3 separate regions of the Homo sapiens genome follow, and all the other regions are linked to region 2. Evidence: chromatin contacts called from ENCODE Hi-C or POLR2A ChIA-PET data. All regions are on one chromosome and are shown on one strand. Each heading gives the region's core, a stretch centred on a gene start or an enhancer-like site at or near the end of the contact. The rest is flanking DNA. Distances are from core to core; before and after follow the strand shown.

Region 1 (2,700 bases), core at 108-2,607, 440 kb before region 2:
TTCTTAAGAAGCCAAATCAAGAAATTAGACATTCATGCCTAAAATAAAATTGCGTTACCTTATACATCATGAACAGGAACCTGTTGTATATAACACGGGTATTCAAAGCTTTATTGTCTTTTTCTAGAACCCTTTAACATAAAGGCAGCTCAGATTCAAGATTAGAAAACTGAATTCAACAGGCAGGAACACGCATACGAAACCAGTAAGAACTACTAATCACGACCTCTCAAAATGTCATGAACCATATAGATAGAAATAACCCCCCTTTTGCTGTACTAATGTAATCCAATAGAACAAACTTAAAATTCGTGACACAAATGTAAGAAACAAAAAACAAAAATCTATTGCCATTGTAATCTACCCTTCCCAATCAGGAGAGGTGTTTCCGACGCATTACTTGAACTTTCATTTTGTACAACTTTCATCTTGTAAGGTTCTAACTAAATACTTGACATCTTAATGCAGAGGAAAGGAAAGGAGGGCAAGTAGACTAATTCTGAAAGCATCCCTTCAAATTTCATACATGCTATTCAGACTAAATGGAAATCTACATCCATGGAAAGTTAATGTCGCAATTCTACTAAACAGCCCATTCTGATTTTATGTTTCTCCTCCACTAACAAGAAAAAATAAAACAACCAAATCTAGCTGTATTACATATGTTTAGCTAAACTGATAGCACTCAGCTCATTTTTGTTAATTACCTGGCTTCTTCTCAGTCTTTATGCGGTATTCTCGTGCTGCTCTTTTTTAGAACTCCTCACTGTTTATGTGTTCTCTGTTCAACACAGTTGTTAGGGGTCTGTGAACAATTTTTCAATTCCCACACACGCATATGATATCTATTAGGGAGCAATGCCACTTTTCACTTACCAATTCTGGATAAAGGAGTATTTCCTGGTGACAGAATGCTGCTGCTTCCGTTCACTAAAACTCCCTCTTCGCAGCTTGATAAATCTGATTATAAAACGTCTTTGTTCCAGATCACACGAGGCGCTTTTCCTACAAAAGTTTTCTAAAGAGTTATCTGCATTTCATTCCTGTGACAAAACAAATCAGAACAAGGGGGGTGGGGGGGGGAACAGGGAATAAGTCCACACAAGTTCCTGGCAAAGATTTTAAGCTGCATTTTTCTGAGTTTAATCAGTAACCTATATTAAAGTGACAGTTACCAGTTCAGGAAGCCTAGAGTTTGATCAAGTCGGTCACAACCACTTTGAGAGTCTTCCACTGGTGTGCGGACTCCAAGAAAGCAGTCACTTGGTCATCTATCACATGTGGCTGAATCACTGGACAGACCACCCCCGCCCCACACACCCCCAGCCCCCGTTGAGCAGCAGCCCAGGCAGGAGAGTGGCCGGACGCCCGACCCAAGACCTCTTATAGGGACCCGCCAATTAGCTGCTGACCAATCGCAGCCAGCACCTAGTACCTAAGTCACATGATAGGGCAGTCCCTATGACTGCAGGATTTCTGAATTACTGGGGTTACACAAAGGACACTCATTCAGGAAAAGAGAAAAAAAGCCATAAGCCGAAACAGAAAACGCCCAGGCTGCGACAACTACGGCTTTAAAACAGGGAACACCCCAGCCTCACACAGACAGAGAAAGAGCCACAACCAAGCCAGGATGAAAATCAGAAGAATGTCTGGCACATATTAAAAAATAATCCCAAAGCAGACGCTGAGTTTACAAACCCACTTCAGCTATAAATCTACTCCTCCTTCCCCTTCCTCTATAGTCTCCAATAATTTTACATTCTAAACTTTTTTATTTTAAAAAGCTCCAGTGAGCCTCTGCAAAACCGCTGTAAGAAAATGTGCGAGACACATGAGCCTCTCTTCCCATCCCCTCAAAATACCCCTGAAGGAGATTCAAATTGGCCATGAAAAGATTCCTAAGTGAAATACATTTCTTTTAAAATAGTTAAATAAATTAAGTGAAATTAAACATTGCCAGAACAGATTCGTATGGTAACTAACAAATCATCTCTCTCTCAATCATTTTAAACTGTACACATCAAGGACACTCTTGTTAAGTAAACGAGCCCACTTTGTGAACTAGATACCCATTTATTTTTATTTGAATGCCCCCAATTTGTCTCTTAAACACCTTTTATGTTTAGGAAGAAATTCAACTGCGAACACCCCTACCATTGCTCCGACCTCCAAAAATGGTACTTACAAATGTTCCTTGTTTGGATCTGTCGACTTCTTCTCCCCTCCCCCGACATTTGGAGTCAAAATATGGGCTCAACCTCATCCTTCAAACCTAAAGGCCCTATTTTGATCGTGCAAGACTGCAACAGCTCCTTCTCCCAGGCAAGCCCAGAACACTGTGCCGCTTGCCATTCCCAATTTATGGAAGGAAGTGTATGTCAAACAAACCAGGTGATGACTCAGACTGCCTCCTCCAGCCACGTTTTCCCTAGAATGGGAGGGTAGTTTAAGTGCAGCCCATTTGGATGTGACTCAGTTTTATTAGACTGGTGGCTGTAGCTAAGCTGACAAGCTCACATTTTTTTTAAATAACTTGTACATTTAGAGATCAGGACGCACATTCCAACTGGTTTCAAGAATTGAATCATGTAAACAGGAGAGATGCAAGATTATTTTTAAGGTATGGCAACGCTCTGGCTCTGTTCCCTAATATTTTAAATTTCAGAACTGTGCACTGAAATTTTTACAATGGAGGCA
Region 2 (2,776 bases), core at 91-2,590:
TGTCATAGTGTCCTCTAGCACTGATTGGGTGTGGTTGTGGTGAATGAACCCTGTAATGTGCTGCCCAGATCCTCCTTCAGAAATGAAGAACTTATTCTCCCAGCTGCTAGTACTGCCCGTTGATCACTCTCTGCTCTCAGCCACTTTCAGGGCTTGCCTTGGCTAAAAAAATACCCAAGGTCCAACAGGGGCAACACACATCCAATGTCTAAACAATGCAGCTGGTATAAAGGCCTAGCTCCCTTGCCTCAATTTGGGACGGCTCTAAAGAGCCATCCTAATACCAGAGCTTCCCAGAAGATCAGCCAAGGCCTTCATTGGGACCAGCAGTTTAACCTCTCCCTCTAACCAGTCATGTTTCCATCCCCTTCTTTCTACAGGTATTGGCTCCAAGAGCACTTCCTAATAAACACCCTATATGCTGATCTCCATCTCAGAGTCTCATCCCTGGTGGCCTCACACTGTGACAGTCATCTTTAGTTCTGATGTTAGTCTAACATTTGATCTGTTCTGATCTCAAGTCCTCAATAAAAAATTCAGATTTATTCTTGGCTCACAGACTTACTTTTTATGAATGTCCTAGATGGAGACACTAAAGGTCTCTGCTCTGAAAGCTGTCACTCTCCTTTGAGGATATAAGTTTAAGAAGGAATAACAGATATATCTGCACACCTTTAGCAATCAAACCAAACCCAGTATGCATCAAACCAAACTACAGCAAGCAGTTCTTTGAAGGTTGGAAGCCATTTACTTCATCCGAATTGTGGGGTCCTACTTCTAGTCTCTCCATAAGGCAGAAACTGTCCTACTCAGGGTGGATCCCTAGTGCCTTGCACAGAGCCACAAACAGAAGAGGCGCTTGGTATGCGTTTAGTGAATGAATGAATGTATGCCTGGGTAGAAAGATGAACCAACCAATGCAGTCCCCCATGGCAGTGCTTGAGAGCCCCTAGAACTGAAAATGACCAACTCAAGGTAAGGAGATGGGAGGGACAAGAAGGATCAAGGGAATGAGGGGCAAATAGGAAAGTCCATAAGGAGGAAACAGAAGATTGAATCAAATCAAGCCAGTCTTCTACTAAAGGAGAGTTCTGCAACCTCAACCACTCTTTAACTTTCTCTCACCTTAGTCACTTGTCACCACTTCCTCACCTCCATTCAACCTACTAAACTATAGCAGCATATTATAGTCCCTGCTTTATTGCTACATTATTTGTGGCATTGTGAGAATTTGTCTGTGGCACCAGAATAGTCCTGGCTAACTCTAAATTCTTTTTATAGTAAGCCTCTTCTGCAGCAGTTGAAATTGAAATTAGAAACATGCGGGCCTTGAGCACTAAGCTGGGGCTGATGAGCAGGAAGTGGTAAATGAATAACTACCTTATTAGATCATATTTTCATTGTACAATTCCTTAGAACAAAGACACTTGCAGCCACAAGACTTGCTACCTAGTGATATAGTTGCGCTGAAGCCAGTAATAATTGTACCATGCTAAAAGCCTATTCAAATCCATCATTGGGAAATATAAGGAAACTTCAGACACTTCAGGATTTACTATATTTTTTCTGGATAAACTATGACTTAATAAGGGAAGTTTTAAAAGTGATTCAGGGCATCAACTAACATGACAGAAAATATTTTAAACAATGGCATAAATGGATCAGTGTTCTCTTGTTTAAAACTAAAATCTATTCTTTTTCTTTTTTTCTTTTTTAAGCGAAAAGACATTTAAGACAAAAGCCTTTAGGGGTCCTTTCAAATTCTCAAATGTCTGACTAGGGTTTCAAATAACAATGGATTAGAGAAGAAACCTCCCCCAACTATACCATACTTAAACACATTAATTATTACACTAGGCTGAACAAACTAATCCTGAATGCTCAACAATGTTATTAGTACTAGAGGCAGCACTATTTGAAAGCTTTCACTTTTCCCCTAGTACTTATGCCTGATTACAGGTGTAAGAAAGTTTCCTATAGTATGTGTCTCACAAAATCCACTGTGAATGTTTGCCACATTTCATATCATGTGAAACATTAGGCATGTGTATAGATAGGGTAGAACTCAGCATGCAGCACTGATCAGATGATTATAAAGCATGAGGCAGAAACCAAATAGGTGGGCAGTTTTTTACTAACCACACAGAACTGCTTCATAAGATTACTCCCAAGAGTCCAGGTTCTAGTAAAATTATTTATGGTTAAGTGTTATAAGGTTATGCAAAGAATGTATCGACAATAACCAACTCCAGTTTTTCATGGATGCCATTATTATTTAGGGTTCCCATATTTAGTTACCTTCTAACAGTATAGGTCTGTTTCAAAAATGAACTTTGGAGAAAGTTTAAAAATTATGATCTTTTTAAAACAATTATTAGCCAAATAATCTCCCAATGAATGGATAGTGATTCAAATTTAGTAAACCATAATTTAAGAAGTTCTATTGTTTACAGTTACTCCCAGAATAACTTAATTCAGCAATGTTCCAGGTTTATCCTATGCCCACACTCTTGCAGAACAGCCTGTCAGTTACCCGCATTCCTACACCTGAGGGTGGAAGGAAATCATGTAAAATGTCAATAACGAAAGGGGTAAAAAGAATTTTCAGAACCTGATTTTCCCCATTCCTTAGGATGTGCTCAGAGCAATGGGAGGGGAGAAAAAGAAAGAATATGTACATGTTAAAGGAAACCATAAAGGTTATCCACGTTTACATAACCACAGAATGTGCAAGGTTTACCCAGGTGATAAAACCACCCACTTTCATTCATTCAGG
Region 3 (2,776 bases), core at 272-2,771, 410 kb before region 2:
GCCACAGCACATCCATCCTTCCCTCACGCCAACATCAACCTGATGGTGAGCTTTCTGAGTAAGGTGTCTTTGTTGGTTGGTTGAGGCCTTCACGTCCTTCTTAGTTTGGGAGGCACTTGCATTTCATATAGCATCACCACATCTATCGGAGTTGATTTGGGGAAGGTGGGTGTGGAGCAGTGATAAAGGAAAACGTTACATCTCTGTGGAAATTCCAGGCCTTTCCACTTCTTTCAGGTACACCAGAGTTCACTGTGGTCATTATATTCAGAAGACTCACACAGTGCAAAAGGCAGTATTTTGGGGAATGAAGCCATAAACCAGTAAAATAAGCCTCAGACTGTTTCCCCAATTTATTATTCTCATTATTCTCATCTCCCATACACAGTATGTTACATGGGGTGCAACAAAACCAAGAAGTTGTTTAAGGATCAAAAATCACTTCTATTTTTAAAAAATAACTTGTAATAGAAATATTTTTGCAATATTTAAGGCAGTAAAAATTTAGCACTCTTAGATAGCCCAAACTGTTACTTTAAAAACCAGATAAATATATATGATGCTTAAATGTGGCAAATATTTTGAAAACATTGACTAGTATTTAAGATATCAATTTTAAAGAATAAAATATTTGATTCATTAATTTGTCTTTTGTTTTAAAACTCAGTTACTGTCATAATAAAAAAAGTTGGCAAAATAAGGTTCACTTTTCAATTGCTTTGTAATTTGTCGTCCTTTTTCCTACCTCCCAGTGTGTGAGAGACAGCTACACAAGTTAAGGCAAAATATAAAACTCCCCTATGGCTCAATTTCCTTTTAAGTAACATGAGGAAATTGTCAATGATTTGTTTCTGCCCCTCATAACTTTTGAGAATAAGTAAAACTTATAAAGTACTTTGCAAATACAAAAAGCTGTTTTAAAAGATGGGGCAGGGGATGGACAAGCAGAATAAATATTTCTAGGTCAAAATTCTTATTTCATAACTACCTTTTAATTTTCTAAGTCTCCTGTATTTTCAAAATGTATTTTATAACAGCCACAATCCCTAGAGAAGCATTTTTAGTAAACACTCTTTGAACTGAGGAAGAACTGTCTCAGATTTGCAGCCTAAGGAGACACGATGACTAAAAACACTGTGGGATCCTGGATGGGATCCTGGAACAGAAAAAGGACATAAGTGGAAAAACTGGTGAAATCCAAATAAAGTCTGCAGTTTAGTTAGTAGTTCTGTACCAATGTTAATTTCCTGGCCTTGATAAGTATACCACGGTTAACAGAGAAAGCTGGGCAAAGGGTATATGGGAACTCTCTGTACTATATTTACAATTTTTTTTTTTTTTTTTTTTTTTGAGACAGAGTTTTGCTCTTGTTGCCCAGGCTGGAGTGCAATGACGCGATCTCAGCTCACCACAACCTCCGCCTCCCGAGTTCAAGCGATTCTCCTGCCTCAGCGCCCCCCCCCGAGTAGCTGAGATTACAGGCATGCGCCACCATGCCCAGAGGCTAATTTTGTATTTTTAGTAGAGACGGGGTTTCTCCATGTTGGTCAGGCTGGTCACGAAATCCCGACCTCTGGTGATCCACCCGCTTCGGCCTCCCAAAGTGCTGAGATTACAGGCATGAGCCACCGCACCCAGCCTATTTTTACAATTCTTCTGCAAATTTAAAATTAGTTCAAAATCAATAGTTTTTAAAAATCATTCTTTGAGTAAGAAAATCAATTGTTACATGTTTTATTAAGAACCTAACTCTTGGCCAGGCATGGTGGCTCATGCCTGTAATCCAAACACTTTGGGAGGCCGAGTCAGGAAGATCGCCTGGAGCCCAGGAGTTCAAGACCAGCCTGGGCAATGTGGCAAGACCCTGTCTCCGTAACGAGGGGAAAAAAAAGAACCTAAATCTAAATTAGTGTGTACTGTAATACATTATAGTGAAATGTTTCCACTAGATGGCACTCTGTTTTCTTCAGTGACCAGAGACACCTCTTCACACTTCTAGTATCCATCACCTGATAGAAATATTTCTTGAGCTTATTTTATAGCTCCAGTGGGCACACGTCTTTGTATAATTTATTCCGTGATTTGAGTCAAAAATATTGTTTGCTTTATTTTCTTAAAATGCCTTCTTTCAGGTTTCAAGCCTCACTATCATTCCAGAATTTTAAGACAAGGTTTGTGAATCCAGTCATTCAACATATTCAGTAAGCCATTACTTTGTGCCACTATTATCTCTACAGTCTGAGGAAACCCATTCTCTTTAGCATTGACCAACATAAAAACTGTCCATCCTCCTACACATTTGCAAACTGCATAAGATTCAAAGAGTAACTCTGAGCAAGGAGGAAACAAATGCTTTCCACCTTGTTTGCATGACTCTTTGATGATGCTGGACACCCCACTGATTTTTACTGCTTAAACAAAGGGTTAGCTATTCAAGAATAACTTCTAGCTTCCTTTTGTATGTCAAAGCTGAAAACCAAAGTTCTTTTTTAAATTAAAACCAAATAGCTAGGAGTTCACCAGTTCCAATGAGGTTCGGCTTCTGCACTCCAATCATATTTATTAATATCTATAGCATTTCCTGGTCCATTCAATAACCTCCTTAATAAAACATTTCTGTTGTCCATACTCCTCAGCTCATCACTGCTCTCTGCTGAAAAGCTCCAATAAACCCAAGACTCTAAGTTCCATCCAGTACTGAAGTTTCATTTTAGGAAAGGTATTTCAAACTTTGCTAATATGAGTTTTTTTTAAAGAAAAAACAAACTCATTCGGG

Evidence for each region. A loop is a pair of places that touch in the nucleus more often than their neighbours do. ChIA-PET counts read pairs that join two places held with the same protein, here RNA polymerase II (POLR2A). Pooled maps may share reads with other maps.
Region 1: a map of PC-9 shows a loop between it and region 2 (10-fold over the local background). The contact joins the promoter of MIR222HG here to the enhancer-like site in region 2. A Hi-C loop is called at or near these places in 1 of 168 maps with a recorded cell type or tissue (PC-9) and 2 of 50 pooled maps. POLR2A ChIA-PET finds 5 or more read pairs at or near these places in 2 of 52 experiments (A549 and HCT116).
Region 3: a loop to region 2 is called in a pooled map, with 2.8 times the contacts of the local background. The contact joins two enhancer-like sites. A Hi-C loop is called at or near these places in 1 of 168 maps with a recorded cell type or tissue (CD8-positive, alpha-beta T cell), 1 of 37 single-sample maps with no recorded cell type and 4 of 50 pooled maps. POLR2A ChIA-PET finds 5 or more read pairs at or near these places in 1 of 52 experiments (activated CD4-positive, alpha-beta T cell).

Annotation. Positions count from the first base shown.
Region 1 is chrX:45,768,910-45,771,609 of GRCh38, forward strand. It overlaps MIR222HG (miR222/221 cluster host gene), which reads right to left and starts at 1,358. Exons shown (of 2, transcript NR_170290.1): 1 at 1,176-1,358; 2 at 1-1,043.
Region 2 is chrX:46,207,296-46,210,071 of GRCh38, forward strand. No RefSeq gene overlaps it. Among named protein-coding and RNA genes, the nearest start is that of LINC01186, 120 kb to the right of the region's middle. Within about 2 kb of position 1,341, at least 4 of the 41 ENCODE cell types and tissues checked have a DNase peak (open chromatin) inside an H3K27ac peak, as active enhancers do; they include HCT116 and PC-9, where a contact is called at or near this core.
Region 3 is chrX:45,799,795-45,802,570 of GRCh38, forward strand. No RefSeq gene overlaps it. Among named protein-coding and RNA genes, the nearest start is that of MIR222HG, 31 kb to the left of the region's middle. RefSeq lists an enhancer at 2,086-2,664. Within about 2 kb of position 1,522, at least 3 of the 41 ENCODE cell types and tissues checked have a DNase peak (open chromatin) inside an H3K27ac peak, as active enhancers do.